Linked DNA regions of Homo sapiens: region 2 is linked to region 1. The links are chromatin loops, found by intact Hi-C in ENCODE. Cell type or tissue: Calu3. All regions are shown on one strand.

Region 1 (8,000 bases):
GCTGAGGCAGGAGAATCTCTTGAACCCGGGAGGCGGAGGTTTCAGTGGGCTGAGATTGTACCATTGCACTCCAGCCTGGGCAATGAGAGTGAAACTCCATTTCAAAAAAAAAAAAAAGACATTTCAGTTATTAAATAGAATGTAATGATACAGATTAACTTTTTGTGTTTGAATTATTTGTTTGCCGTGAGTTTCAAAGAAAAACTTACTTTCCGTTTAGAATTTAACACTTTATTAAATATATTTTTGCCTAAAGTTAATTTATTATTATAAAATTTATTAATTGATGATAAACATATTTAATTACAATAAAGAATACATTAGAAGTTATCTGGCCTCCAGCAAAATCACTTGAATTATCTGGGAATCAGTTGGTCTAAATAAATTCTAAAATTACTTCTGGTCCTAATATTAGGTTCAAATTAGAGAGACAAAAATTGAGTTAGAAAGAGAGAGAGAAAGAGAGAAAGAAAGAGAGAGGGAAAGAGAGAGAGAAAGAGAGAGAGAGAGAGAGAGAGAACTATAGATTGAGGAAGAACAATGAAAGAAATAGACATAAAGCAGTGAAAACAGACTATCATCATTAGACATGCATATAGAAAGATAAGAAGAGAAATTTGTGCAATAAGACTATATAGAGTTGCCTGTAAGAATATACAAATGAAATTAAGATAAAAATATATGATTCCTCACATCATACGCAGAAAGTTACTCAAAATAGATTATATACCTAAATGTAAAAGCTAAAACTATAAAACTCTTAGAAGAAAACACAGGAGTAAATCTTCATGACATTGGGTTAAGCAATAGTTTTTTAACTACAATACCAAAAACACAAGTGACAAATAAAAAAATAGAAAAATTGAATTTAATAAAATTAAAAACTTTCAAGTTGCAAATGATACCATTAAAAAATGAAAAGATGACCCACATAATAAGAGAAAATATTTGCAATTCATATATCTATAAAGTGCCTTTTATCTAGAATATGTAAAAACTCTTGAGATTCAATAATAAGAACATAATACAATTTAAAAATGGGCAATGGATGTGAATAGACAGTTCTCCAAAAAAGATATACAAACAGCCAACAAGCACACGAAAAGTTGCTCAACATCATCAGTCATTAAGGAAATACAAATTAAAACCACAATGACATACCACTTCATACCCACTAGCATTATTATAGTCAGAAAAAATAGACAAGAACAAGAGTTGGGGAGGATGTGGAGAAATTGGAACCATTAATACACTGCTGTGGGGATGGACATGGTACAGTCACTGTGGAAAACAATTTGACAATTCCTCACATAGTTAAACATAGAGTACTATATGATTCATTAATCCCACTCCTAGCAAAAATGAAAATTCCATGCAAGCAAAATGAAAACGTATATCCACTTAAAAACTTGCACATGAATGTTTCAAAGCAGCATTATGCACAATAGCCAAAATGTGAAAACAACATATGCATCCGTCAACTGATGAATGGATAAACACAACATGGTTAACCTATATGAGGGAATATTAATTAGCCATAAAGAAGAATAAAAATCTGATACACGCTCCAACGTGGTTGAACCTTGAAAATGTTATGCTCAGTGAAAGAAGTCAGTCACAAAATACCACATACTGTATGATCCCATTTATATAAAATATCCAGAATAGGCAAATTTGTAGAGATGGAAAATAGGACTTGGGGGAGTGGGGTGTGACTACTTTGGCTACAGGATTTCTTGGGGTGAGGAAAACATTCTAAAATTAGATTGTAGTGATGATAACACAGCTCTGAGAATACACTAAAAACATTGAGTTGTATACTTTAAATAAATGGATATGTGAATTATCTCAATAAAGATTATATATGTGTGTATACATATGTGCATATACATATATGTTGTATGCATAAGTACATATATATCTACACACACACATATATACACGTCTGTGAGACTATATCTATAAATCTTGGTGAAACCTAAATTACATTTATGAACCGTAGAATCACAAACTCCTTGAGATCCAACCTCTCTGCCATACTAATTCCCTCTAAAAGATAGGATAAGCCTCTGTTTGAACCTCAGTTAGGTATCTTTCCCAAGTGTGCTGGGGATACTAATCACCTACATTGATTGACATGTTCACAAGAGGTCAACCCATAATCCAGGAAAACTGTGTATTTCCTTTGGTGATTACTACATTTTAAAGGTCTTCCCTATTAATAGTCGTTATCTCACACACTCTACCTGGAATAGAAAAGATCTTAGTTTATGAAGTGGAGCTTATTCAGTCTAGTTCACTCAACATATATTTACAGATCACCTACCAGATTCCTCACATTGGATTAAGAATAGTCACCATCATTTAGTCAACAAGCACTCCCTGAGCATGTATTCACTGCCTCTTCCCCAGGGATCTTACAGTCTAATAAGGAAAGCACAAAGATACACAGACAAGGCACTGCCTTCCAAAGACTTTAACATCCACTCTGGAGAAACAGCCACGCATGTCAAGCAGTGAGTGAGAGGATGGGCTGTGAATCTCCAATTATGAAGTTGGGTAGCCAACAGCACAAAAAGGCCAATGTGTGGGGCAGGATTTCCAGATTTAGCAAATAAAAATACAAGATTCAGATAAATTTGAATTTGAGGTAGACTACAAAATTTTTTAGTATATATGTGTCCAAGGGACACGAAGAGTTAAGAAAGATATTTCAATACTAACAATGATGAAAGGATGATGGTGATAATGGTGAGGATACTGATTCAATCATTCATTCATTCATGCAAGTATTCACTCAACAAATATTTATTAAGCATTTACTAAGTAAGAAGCACCATGCTATGCCCTGTGGAGACAGTGGTAAGATATGCAAACTATTAAATACAATTCCAGTGCTGAATGAGCTTTTGGTCAGCAGGACAAACCCAAGGGTCACAGAGACAAATAGCCAATGATAACCTTGATTAATATTTGACAGGAGAGGTCCACAGAGCAGCAAAAGCTCCCTAGGGGTGGGTGAACAGGACAGGGGAGAGCTAACTGGGCCAGGGAGGGCTTTCCTGAATAAGCGGCTATGGGGCTGAGATCTGAAGGATAAGTAGAAGCAAAGGAGTGGGAAAAGCATGCTAGAAAGGGAACTCCATGTGCAAGAGGAGTGTGTGGGGGGCAGGAGGGATCATGGCACCTTCACAGAACTGAAAGCAGCCAGTGTGGTAACAGCGGGCAGAAGGGGCCAGTTGGTGCCTGGTTTTAAGAACCAGGTCTATGTCCTTAGACCGATAGCAACTGTTTTAGGTAGAGGCGTGATGGGACCAGTCTCCAGGTGCCCTGTGAGGAATGGTGTTGGGAAGTTGAGCGGAAGCAGAGAGACAGGGATGGAGACTATTTGTTTCAACACAGGAAATGAATCGTTGACCCTATACTAGCACTAGGCACCATCAGACATAATACTCTCTCGTTTGAATCTCAAGAAGTGAAAACCGCAGTTAGGAGGCTGAGTGGCCCAAAGAAACAGCAAAGTCTCCAAGTCAGACACATCTGCGCTTACCCTGTTGCTTCCCTCCAGCCAACTGTGTGTCACACCAAGTCACGTGCTCTCTCTCGGCCTTTTTAGTTTCATCATACATACAATGTAAACAATAGCTGCCTCATAGGTGGTTGTAAAGGCTAAAGAAAAGATATGTGAAGAGTCAAGCCATGAATAAGCCCTCAATAAAGGTAATTATCATTATTGCCATTATATTATTATTATTGCTTAATTGTAGCCATTTTTGTTACATCATGATGCCACCTAGTGGGAAAATAATCATTTCCGAAACAGCTTACAATGAGCCAGAATTATTTGGAGTATGAAATCACATAGGCTGATCATGTGACATGAGGTGTGATTGAAAGGGAAACAGAATGGAGCTTCAGGCTAAGGTTCCAGCTCTCATATGTACCCTCCAGGTGGGCACTCCGCATCTCTGTCTTCATCTCTCAGTTCTGTTGGTTTTGTTTTTCTTGTTTATTTATCAAAGAATGCTATAAAAATAAAACGGAATAAATACTACAATTTTCTCTAAATTAATATGTCAACATAAGCATAGGAGTGTCTTCCCCTAGACACATGTGGCATTTCTAGTCCCTAACCCTGGGACTGGCAGAAGGGAAGCAGGTACTATTTCCAGATTACATGATGAGGTCACTCTGAGGTTGTCTGGACAAAGCAGTGTGTTTTCCGGGATGTCTGGAGACTGAATTGGGCCACCTTTCCTGGAAAACACTAATCAGCTTGGAGGAGTGGGTTACTGGGGAGGCAGTGTGTGTGTATGTGTGTGAGGATCAAGAACAAGGAGCAGGTGGTACTAGAGGAAGAAATTTTATGTGATTTAGGATCTGATGTTCCACAGAGGGGTTTTGCAGGGGCATGGGGTTAGGAGCTTGGGGAGTTTGTACAGAACACAGGGTTGAGTCCTCTGAGAAGAGTTTGTCTTAACATCTCTAGCACCACAAGAGAAGAAAGAATGAGAGGGGAGGAAAGCTCAGAAAGGGAGGTCCATGTTTAGTTGGGTCCTCCCATCACTGCTCCTCTGCAGAAAGGGCCCAGGTCAGCAGCAGCCCCTACAGCTGTGGCAGCAGCCAGAGCCCTTAGTGGGCTCACACTCACAGCAGTCAGGGTTCTAGGTCTGGTATCAGTGGAAGAGACGGCCTGTGGTGGCTCAGTCAGCAGCCACCAATCAGAGCTGCAGCAGCCCCCAGAGCTGGGGCCACAACAATCCCCGGAGCTGACACTGCGGCAGAACAAGACTGGAGGGACACATGGGGCTGGGCACTGGTGTGCCTCACTTAGAAGTGAGGCATTTGGAGGGCACTTGAAAAGGGGCTGGCACTGCTGCTGGTTTTAATGGCAAGACATGTCGGGAAAGGTTCAGTCAACCTGAAAGAAAAAAAAAGAAATCAGTGCACAATATCAAGAACTATTATTTTTTTCTCCTGGATTTCATAGAAACCTACCCCCCAGCAAAAAGCTGGTTCATGAACCAACTTCTACAAAGGAATTTGGAAACTGACTTGGAGGAATGTAAGCCTAATAAATACCCTCCCTGTCTTCAGTCCACTTTGCCTCAACTGGAGTATTCTGGCCTTCTCCCTCCATGCCCTTCAAAGTCAGCCCTACATAAGCCTTCTTTTCCCCAAGGGAAACAAGGTAGTTTAGTCATTTTCTGACTCCTAAACTCAGGGATTTCTGGTGGGAGGATGACATATCCAAGAACATTCATTTTACAGTAAATAAATTGGAAGGAAGTACTACTAAAAACCACAATGGCTGTAGGTTTCACCATCCTTCCCCTCCTCCCTGGCCCCCAGTGATGCCTTCGTCTTTGCCTGCCTTCTTCTGTCTCTCTTTTCACACAGTCCTATTACCCCTGGAGCCGTCTTTGCCAAGCACTCACATGGCTCAGTGGAGGATGCAGGAGCTGTCAGTAATAATTGACAAGGCTAAGGACTGAGAAGCCCTGCACTGGAGCCCTTCTATCCTGGGCCTGGTGTCTCCCTGGGAGTGAGGCACAGACTGTGTATGCAGAACAGTCACTTTCACAACCTGGGAGCAGGATGACTCTTGCCACACTCCCAGCCCTGAGGCTCCAGGATCTCCCTGGACAGAGGCCAAGAGGAATCCCAGGAACTAGAGATGGCCCAGGTATCTGCTCCACAGGCCTGCTGCAAGCCAGCCATTCCACCTTCATGCATTCACTCATTCATTAATTCTGTAAATATGTATTATTTGTCTTGGGCTTTGGTTTTGTAAGATGCTCTTGTCATAAATATGAGCCAAGTTGCCTTGAGGACATAAATGTAAACAATGCACTGTGAAACATTCTATTATGTGCTGTAAGAGGGCAACATGACCCAGAGATGGGCTCCTAAAAACTTTTACACCAGGACAATGTCATGTCCATTTGTATGTCTTTCTGCTCTTCCACATGGATAGCATGTTGAAGGCAGAATCTATACTAGACTTTATTCATCTTCATGTCTCTAGGAATAACCATAAACACAGAGGGTAGCCTTGAAGAATAAATGAGTTAAAGATTGACTGACTGAATAAAAGAACAAATGATTGGCTGCTTTATAGACACATGGGCAGAGGATGTGTCTTAGGATAACATTCTTTGGGCTTCAGAAGTGCTCTGAAGAACAGCACACACTAGGTTAAATGAGACATGACCCTTGGATGTGATTATCTGTCAATGCCTCCATTAACTGTTAATATTCCATTAACAGTCCTACAGGGATACCATTCAGATGGGACATGAGGATGTACAAGCAGGTCAAGAAAGGGAGTGAAGCTCAGGTCACTGATTAGGGAAGAAAATCCAAGGGGCAGTGAAGCAGGGACTAGGAGACAGCCTAAGGCATTATAGGGTCATGGTGGGTCAGTGCTATGAGAAGCTGTGGGGGTGTAGAGGGGGAAGTAACAAATGCTGCCATTTGGTCACAGGAGAGTCCATTGGACTTTGCTTTAAGGGAGAGTACAAGGGTAGAGAATACTGTGATATGTGAAAATCCATATTCTTGCCTTATTGATACATCTGAAACTAGAGACAAAATGACTTAATTTGGCAGATAGTTAATTTGTTCCACCTTGGCAGAGGCACTCTACTAAGTATTCAATATACAAGGATAATTATTCCTTTCCTGAAGGATTCACAGGCCAGTGTGGAAGACAGAGGAATACACAGGTAATTTCTGATAGATAAGCCCTGAGAGCCACTGGAGTGTGGAGGGTGCATAATTCTGCCTGGAGCATGACATAGGGACCTGGCTGATGCCAGGAGCAAGGAGGAGGGCACCACAGTCATTAGGAACAAAGAGGTCCCAGGACCCCAGGCTTTCATAGTTGGACAGCATGAACACTGCATAGAATGGTCAGCATTAGCCAAAGAGAAGGCAAATATTAAGGAACAGTGGTGCATTGTTATTAAAGATAGAGAAAATTCTATGAAGCAGATGATCCCCATTGTCAAATGTTCCAGTGAGCCCACTCCATTTGGCTGTTTGGACATTAATTGTGACCTCAGAGAGTCTGATTTCAGAGAAGTAGAGCAAAAGTCATGATTTAATCTTTCTGTCAATGAATGGGCTTGAGTGATACAAAATCAAGAGTTAGAAGACAACTTTATAAGGACTTAGAAAGGACAAACATGAGAAAACCACCCCTGAGAATTAACAAAAATCTATTGGGACATAAAGCAGTATTCAATTGAGTGTCAAAAATGTGGAACTTACTGAAAGAATTTCAGATGTTTACAAAGGAAGTGAATAATAGGTCTGGACCAGTTAAGGGAGGTTTGCTCAAAGGATCAAGGTCACTGATGGGAGTGGCTGTGATCACAGTGATGATGTTCTTGTTAGTGATGAAGGTAAGTTTAACCATGATGGTGATGGCAAAAGAGCTTCACTGCATGAAATAAATGTATTCCTGAGGGCTTTGTGTTACAATGATGGCTGTGGTATTATACAAAATATGTATTTGGACTTTGTCCCTAGTTCCTGACGCACAGCTCCTAAAACCCTTGGCAGTGAAACCCTTTTTGTTTCTCATAACAAGCCTCTTTAGGCCACACCTAAGTTTATGCTAATGAGACGACTTGTGATGGACCCCCTAGATAGCTTCAAGATTGAGGGTTGGTCACCAGAAAGGCCAAACACATGATTAGAGAGTAGGAACTTTCAGCCTCACCAATAGCTGGTGATTTACTCAATCATGCCTACATATGGGACCTCCATGAACACCCCTGAAGGATAGGTTCCATAAGCTTCTGGCTACCAACCTAGAACATACTAATTTTCTGAAAGGCTGGTGTGACCAGAGAGGACTTAGAAGCTCTGTGCCTCATATCCACACATACATTGCCTTATACATCCCTTCCATTTGACTGCTACTGAGGTTCATTTGTTTTATAATAAACCGGTAATCATAGATAAAGCACTTTTCTGAGTTCTGTGAGTCA
Region 2 (8,000 bases), 250 kb after region 1:
AGATACCATGGGCATTCAATTAAACAGTGAATATAAAAGTGCTCCTTAGGCTGTAAAGTGCTGTGTGAATATGTGCTATCCTCTCCTGGGTGTTTTTGCTTGTCTCACTCAAAGCTTGGGAAGTCAGAATATGAGAAAGATAAAAAGGAAAGCAAATGTCAATTTAGATAATTGCTTAAATAAATAATAGATATTATTCCACTTGTTAGCAGACCAGGACCAGGATGTTCCCCAATAATAGTGAAATGTCTATTATTTCACTAGCATGCCCAGGGTGGCACAGCTCAGGGTCAGACATGAAGGTTAACCATGTCCCTCTCCACTGCTCTGTAGTAAACAGGAAAACAATTCTCCTCCTTGGTGTTTCCACCTCCAGCCCTACTCCTCAACTTCTGGTTAGAAGCGAAGGCACAGACCAACTCCCAGCCAAGATGCTCAGAGAGGGCAGAGGTCCACCCAGGAGAATGGACAGCAAGGCAGGTAATTGTTGCCAGGCAGAGCTCAATCTGCCTCCTCTGATGGGACTGCATCCATACTAATGGCCTTACTAAGTCTGGTGGGAAGAAAACCCTAGTCAAGCTGTGAGCTGAATCCAGTTGAATCCAGCTCTGGTAGACAATGGCTGGACAGATATGGAAACTGAGGTTCAGAGAGGAGAATTGGATGGTTGCAGCAAAAAAACTATGAGTGCCAGTGCCCTGTTTCTGAGTCTTCTGGTATCAGCAACACTGTGAAGTGGCTTGGGGAGGCAGACCTTCCCCTGGTGGTATTCCCAGATCTGGGCATCTCACCTTTGGCCAGTGCCCTCAGGGTCTCTTCCTTTTCTCCTGTTCATTCAAAATCCAGTCTCTGTAAACCATCTGAAACTTACTCACAATTAAGCATGGCCCTTGCCTGGGGAATATATCTGTGTTTCAATAGATACCAACTCTCAAGATAAAGGAATGAATTTATAATCATCGGGTTTCAGGACTAAGCCCTAGAAGGAGTGTTGGGCAGTGGTATATGCAGTGGTCAGGGTCGATTTCTCCCCAGATCAGAGAACGGAGACCCAGAGCCAGAACAGAGATGCAGCTGGCCTTCAGCCACATGGCTAGAAAGTAGCAGGCCCAGAACCCATGTCTGCTGAATTTCAGCCCCTTAAGAAAACCACAGATGCTGCAACTCTCAGTGGAGCTAGAGAAGACCCTTCGCCAGCTGGAGAGGTCCCTCAAGGGACAGCAATCCTGTCCCATATGACAAGGGGGAAACTAGGGATGAGGGATGTAAACCTGCTCTCCCAGGACTCTTGGAGTTGAGAGGAATTTTGGTCTTCATTCAGGGCTGTCCAGTGAAGTCACCCCAGGTCACTTTCTGAACAGCCTAAGTACAAACACAAATCCTAAATCTCCCAGAGCCCAGACTCAGGCTCGCTGAGTTGTCACTCTTGTTGAGACACCCCCTGGTGGTGTGGTAGGAAAATCCTTTTGATTCTCTGGCCTGTGGTCTCAGGGAAGTTATTTAACCTCTCTCAGCCTCAGTTTCTATATCTGTAATGATGGAAAAAATACTGCCTAATATTTGGGGATTGGTCTGAGAATAAATTAGACTGCAAATCTAAACTTACTAGCACGGAGCCTGACACAGGGAAGTCATTCAATGTGTGTTTCTTTCCCCCTCCTTAACCTCTTCCTTTTATAATAGTGACGCAGCATACTTCATAGAGTTAGCTTAAATAATGTCAGAGATGTGAAGTAGACAAGACCTATTGAAGACGGAATCTGTTTTTCTTTTTTTTTTTGAGATGGAGTCTCACTCTGTTGCCAGGCTGGAGTGCAGTGGCGTGATCTTGGCTCACTGCAACCTCTGACTCCCTGGTTCAAGCAATTCTCCTTCCTCAGCCTCCCGAAGAGCTGGGATTACAGGCATGTACCATCAAACCCATTTTCATGTATTTTTCATAGAGACGGGGTTTCATCATGTTGGCAGGGAGGGTCTCGATCTCCTGACCTCGTGATCTGCCCGCCTTGGCCTCCCAAAGTGCTGGGTTTACAGGCATGAGCCACCGCGCCCGGCCGAAGTTGGAATCTTAAAAGAAAACTCAAGGAATCTCTATTAAAATAGGTCCCTGCTTCCTTGGGACTGAAACATCACAGAACCTCACCCTGTCAGTCCTTGCAATAACTATAGGAGTCAAGATGTTTGGGGGCCTTGGATTTGAACCTTAAGTTTTTGACTGTGAAATGAGAAGAGAGGTCAATAACTCAGCAAATATTTATTAAGCTTCAAATGTCTCCCAAACACCAAGAACAAGGCTGAGTGAGGAAAGAAAGACTAAAGGAATGGACATGAAAATGGGCAAGACACACTCCCTGCCACATAGGAACATACAAGCTGGACATGGAAGTCAGGACACACACAAGGGAGCTACACAGCCAGAGGTGAAGAGCACAGACTCGGGAGCCAGTGTGTGGGTTTGAGCCCTAACTCAGTTTTTGTACTTTCTTTTTTTTTTTCTTTGAGATGGAGTCTCGCTCTGTGGCCCAGGCTGGAGTGCAGTGGCGCGACCTCGGCTCACTGCAAGCTCCACCTCCCGGGTTCACGTCATTCTCCTGCCCCAGCCTCCCAAGTACCTGGGACTACAGGTGCCTGCCACCACGCCCGGCTAATTTTTTGTATTTTTAGTGGAGACGGGGTTTCACCACTCTCCAAGACTAGCCAAGATGGTCTCGATCTCCTGACCTCGTGATCCGCCCGCCTCAGCCTCCCAAAATGCTGGGATTACAGCCGTGAGCCACGGCGCCCTGCCTATTTTTTACTTTCTTTTGAGACAATGTCTCACTCTGTCACCCAGGCTGGAGTGCAGTGGTGCAGTCATGACTCACTGCAGCCTCGACTTTCTGGGCTCAGGTGAACCTCCAGCCTCAGCCTCCCTAGTAGCTGGGACTATAGGTGCACACAAACACACCTGGATAAATTTTTTTGTATTTTTTGTAGAGGTGGGGTTTCACCATGTTGCCCAGGCTGGTCTCCAACTCCTGGGCTCAAGCGATCTGCCTGCCTTGGCCTCCCAAAGTGCTGGGATTACAGACGTGAGCCACTGCGCCTTGCCCCCAACTCAACTTTGGGCAAGATACTTACCTTATCTGGAAAGAACTTGGTTTCTATAAAATAAGGACAATAAGAAGGTCAATTAACTGGGTTGTTGGGGTGTGTGTGTGTGTGTGTGTGTGTGTGTGTGTGTGTGATAAAATAGAATAAATATTTTATAGGGACAAACCTGGCTTAGGCTGTATGTGTGTGTGTTAATTTATATAAGATATAATAAAAATAAAGTATGAAATTAAAATATTATTTACAATATAGAAATTTATTAAAGCACTTTAAATAGTACCTGACACATAATAATCACATATAAGTTTTGCTATGTTAACCAGATACACCACATAAAAAGCAGACCAGAGTTCCATGCTTCATAGAGGAAAACACAGTTGACTCTGATTACTTGGGATTGACAGCATCCCATCAGGTCTTGAAAGAAAAAGGGATTTGCTGTGACCTCTGCAGCAGCTTCCTGCTCTTCGCCTATCCTCATTACTGTAGCCCAGCAAAATCTCCAGGATTTACTGCCATTTCTAAACTCCTGCCTCTGATTCTGTCGCCCCCTACCGTCCCATGTGTGTAAGGCAAATTGGATGCTCCACCTCTCCCTCAGTGCACAGAAGTGCTAAAACCCTAATCCAAGGGTTTACAGCCTTACTCAAGAGACTTGGACAAGTGTGTGACACGGCTGTGAAATAAGAAATAATAGGAGCAGAGTTGGAGAAAATGTTGGACATGGAAACCCTTGGAAGACAGATGTGTTAGTTTGCTAAGGCTGCCAAAACCAAGTGTCACAAAGTGGTTTAAACAACAGAAATTCATTTTCTCTCAATTCTGGATCCCAGAAGTCTTACATCGAGAGTTGATGGGCTTTGTTTCTTCTCTCCTTAGCTTACAGACATCCATCTTCTGCTTGTGTCCTCACTTGGTCTTCCCTCTGTGCATGTCTGTGTTCTAATTTTCTCTTCATATATGGACACCAGCCATATTGGATTAGGGCCCACACCTGATGACTTCATTTTAACTTAACTCCCTCTTTAAATACCCTGTCTCCAAATATGGTCACTTTCTGAGGTCCTGGGCTTGGGACTTTAACATATGAATTTTGGGAGGACACAATTCAGCCTATAATAACAGATAAGAGGAGTAGCCTCCCTCAGGAACCAAACGTAAGCCCTGTACCATCACAGATACCCATGAAGAGGGGGACAAAGATGGAGATGGGTGGAAATAAACTAAGACCCCCCCCCCACCCATGCCCACCTCATTAAGGATTCAGCTGACTTTGGAGGGTGGATAGAGATTACACCAAGGCCTCAGGGGGGAAGTGAGGACTAGGCAGCTTTCAGAGGATGGGCTTTGAAGCTTCTGCATCCTGAGGTCCAGGAAATTAACCCTGTCACACTCCCTCTCCACAGTACCCCAACATTCTGCAACAAGGAGTTCCCTGGTATGCCTCCAGCATACTATAAAAGAGCAGAACTGGCCGGGTGGGGTGGCTAAGGCCTGTAATTCCAGCACTTTGAGAGGCCAAAGTGGGTGGATCATTTGAGGTCAGGATTTCGAGACCGGCCTGGCCAACATAGTGAAACCCTGCCTCTACTAAAAACACAAAAATTAGCTGAGCGTGGTGCTGCATGCCTGTAATCCAAGCTACTAGGGAGGCTGAGGCAGGAGAATCGCTTGAACCTGGGAGGTGGAGGCTGCAGTGAGCCAAGATCGCACCACTGAACTCTGTTGCCTGGGCAACAGAGCAAGACTCTGTCTCAAAAAAAAAAAAAAAAGAAAAAAAAAAAAGCAGAACCAGTCCTATGATCATCACTGACACATCTAATCAGCCTATATATATAGACTGGCCTAGACATTCTAGAAGCATTCTTTGAAATAGATTGTTTCTTGGAGTAAGGAATTTATATCTTTGGGATAATAGCTGTGGCATTTTCCCCTTTTCTCCCCTTGTGAGTAAGGAGAGTTTGTTTTTCCCACTTTTCAAGCCAAGCAAAGAGTCCATAAGAAAATCACTCTGAGATATTGGGGGTCTCTGCAGGAAAGTGAGATGATGTATTGTATCTCATTCGGATGCTTGATGTGCTGTGGAAAGAGAGATGTTCAGCTGTGCTGGGTTGACTGCCAGCATACAGAACAGTGAGGGGATGCTGGAAAGAGCTTGCCATGTGCCCTGGATTTGGGGAGGCGTCCCTGATTGGGTATAGGTCCTGTCACCCAGGTAGTGAGCATTGTACCCAACAGGTAGTTTTTCAACTCATGCCATCATCCTAAGCGAATTAACACAGGAACAGAAAACCAAATAACACATGTTCTTATTTATGTGTGCTGAACATTTAGAACACAGGGACCTAAAGATGGGGACAATAAACAGTGGGCACTACTTGCGGGGAGGGACAGAGAGAGATATTACTGATTATAAAGTCTGCAGCACCCATCCAAACTATCCACTGAGACCCCAATATATGGGAAAAAGGAATATATCCAAAACAAACCCCATGTGAACAAGACAGAGAAGGAGAAACAACGCAGGAAAGTAGATCAGACCACCCACTGCTTGCCAATGCAGATTCCCAGGACCTGGTTTAGGTCTGAGCTGACAGAGCAGAGAAATCTTTTAAATTGTGCTGGACTGAAGTCTTTAAGCCCTGAAAGTGACCAGAAAGCTATAAAATCTGCCAGAGACTTCATTAAGGCACAGTAAAGAGATTTAATATAGGGTTTTAAGTATCTGAGTTGATAAATAAATAAATAATTTTCCATCTGTAAAATATAAAGTGCAAACCTTCAATATGTTTTCTCCAAGAGCCATTTTTGTCATTATTGTCAGAAGTTATTTCTAATCACATGTATGATTGCTACCCTCATTAAATAGTGAACCTCTCCACCCAGAGAATGCACCTAGTGGTTACTTTCCTTAAAAGTCATCCATACTATTTCTGTACACATAAAAGGATGCCTTATTTGTATGTGGTATTTGTATCTTGTTAGCATATCACTTAGCAAATTACCTTTTCATATATTTATTATTACATTATATTTCTTACTTGAAAACTGTTTAGCAGTAAGTTTTCTAATGTTCTACATTTTATATTTATCCCTTTGTTAGAAGCTTTCTGTATTCACTTTTTAATTCATTGTTCATAGACTAATGGAAAACTTATTTCTTTGATAACTCTAGTGATATTCTGAAGTTCATTAGTAATCTATGAATGTCTATACAGTTTTATTCATCACTAAAAACCATTTATTGTGTAAATCACATGAAATTTCTATAAATTGGAACTTGTTCAGAAAACAGTTTAGGTGAAAATGTAACTATTACATACACTAAATAAAATAGGTTGCAATTTCATAAAATTTTATGCAATTAATTAGATAAATATGTGTACTTTGTTATTTTATTGTTCAACCCCAAGATCATCATCTACCTTAGATGAAATCTATTGAACTCTGGAAACAGCTAAATTTAAGAGTGAGAAAACAGTTCTCAAAATTAAAAGCTGCTACAGGAGACATCAGCGAAAATGATGAAGTAAGGACCTTTAACAATCTGCCCTCTCTCCATCCCTCTCCCACAGTAGTACCCACTGTCTATTATTCCCATCTTTATGTTCCTGTGTTCTCAATGTTCAGCACCCACTTATAAATGAGAACATGTGTTATTTGATTTTCTGTTCCTGCATTAATTCGCTTAGGATGCTGACATGGGTTGAAAAACTACTTGTTGGGTACAATGCTCACTACCTGGATGACAGGATCCACACCCAAACCTCAGCATCATACAATATACCCATGTAACAAACCAGCACATGGACCCCCTGCATCTAAAATTAAAATTAAATTTTAAATTATTTTTTAGTGGAGAAGAAAACAAATCTGCCCTCCATAAAAGTAGTGAAAAAACAGACAAAAATGGTCAGATTCAACTTTTTCAAAATTCTAGAAGAATTTATTCAAGAAACATTGTTGAATCTTGGTAAGAACAGTTAATTTGGTAGCACTGGAGCCATCTCTCTCTCTCCAGCTTCCTGGTAGCCTTGAAAAATAACAGCTAACATTTGCAGTGAAGACAATTAATTACCTGGCAGCCAGTAGAGGGAGCAGAACAGGAATGGAGCTGATAAGTAACTTCAGAAACAGACAAACAGAGAGCCAAATCATGGGTGAACTCCCATTCACAATTGCTTCAAAGAGAATAAAATACCTAGGAATACAACTTACAAGGGATGTGAAGGACCTCTTCAAGGAGAACTACAAACCACTGCTCAAGGAAATAAAAGAGGACACAAACAAATGGAAGAACATTCCATGCTCATGGGTAGGAAGAATCAATATCGTGAAAATGGCCATACTGCCCAAGGTAATTTACAGATTCAATGCCATCCCCATCAAGCTACCAATGACTTTCTTCACAGAATTGGAAAAAACTACTTTAAAGTTCATATGGAACCAAAAAAGAGCCCGCATCGCCAAGTCAATCCTAAGCCAAAAGAACAAAGCTGGAGGCATCACACTACCTGACTTCAAACTCTACTACAAGGCTACAGTAACCAAAACAGCATGGTACTGGTACCAAAACAGAGATATAGATCAATGGAACAGAACAGAGCCCTCAGAAATAATGCCGCATATCTACAACTATCTGATCTTTGACAAACCTGAGAAAAACAAGCAATGGGGAAAGGATTCCCTATTTAATAAATGGTGCTGGGAAAACTGGCTAGCCATATGTAGAAAGCTGAAACTGGATCCCTTCCTTACACCTTATACAAAAAGCAATTCAAGATGGATTAAAGATTTAAACGTTAGACCTAAAACCATAAAAACCCTAGAAGAAAACCTAGGCATTACCATTCAGGACATAGGCGTGGGCAAGGACTTCATGTCCAAAACACCAAAAGCAATGGCAA

The links. A loop is a pair of places that touch in the nucleus more often than their neighbours do. Peaks named below come from ENCODE experiments on the same cell type or tissue, not always from the same donor. Only the 100,000 strongest peaks of a DNase experiment are listed, where the experiment ranks them.
Region 2: it touches region 1 in a loop (2.5-fold over the local background); 2 of 110 quality-filtered maps call a loop at or near these places.

Annotation. Positions count from the first base shown.
Region 1 is chr1:152,741,199-152,749,198 of GRCh38, reverse strand. It overlaps the pseudogene LCEP1. Among named protein-coding and RNA genes, the nearest start is that of KPRP, 13 kb to the left of the region's middle. In Calu3, no CTCF peak of the experiment used is centred here; a DNase peak (open chromatin) is centred at 3,588.
Region 2 is chr1:152,490,918-152,498,917 of GRCh38, reverse strand. No RefSeq gene overlaps it. Among named protein-coding and RNA genes, the nearest start is that of LCE5A, 16 kb to the left of the region's middle. In Calu3, CTCF peaks have their summits at 1,443 (motif pointing left) and 3,652 (motif pointing left); DNase peaks (open chromatin) are centred at 1,437 and 3,647.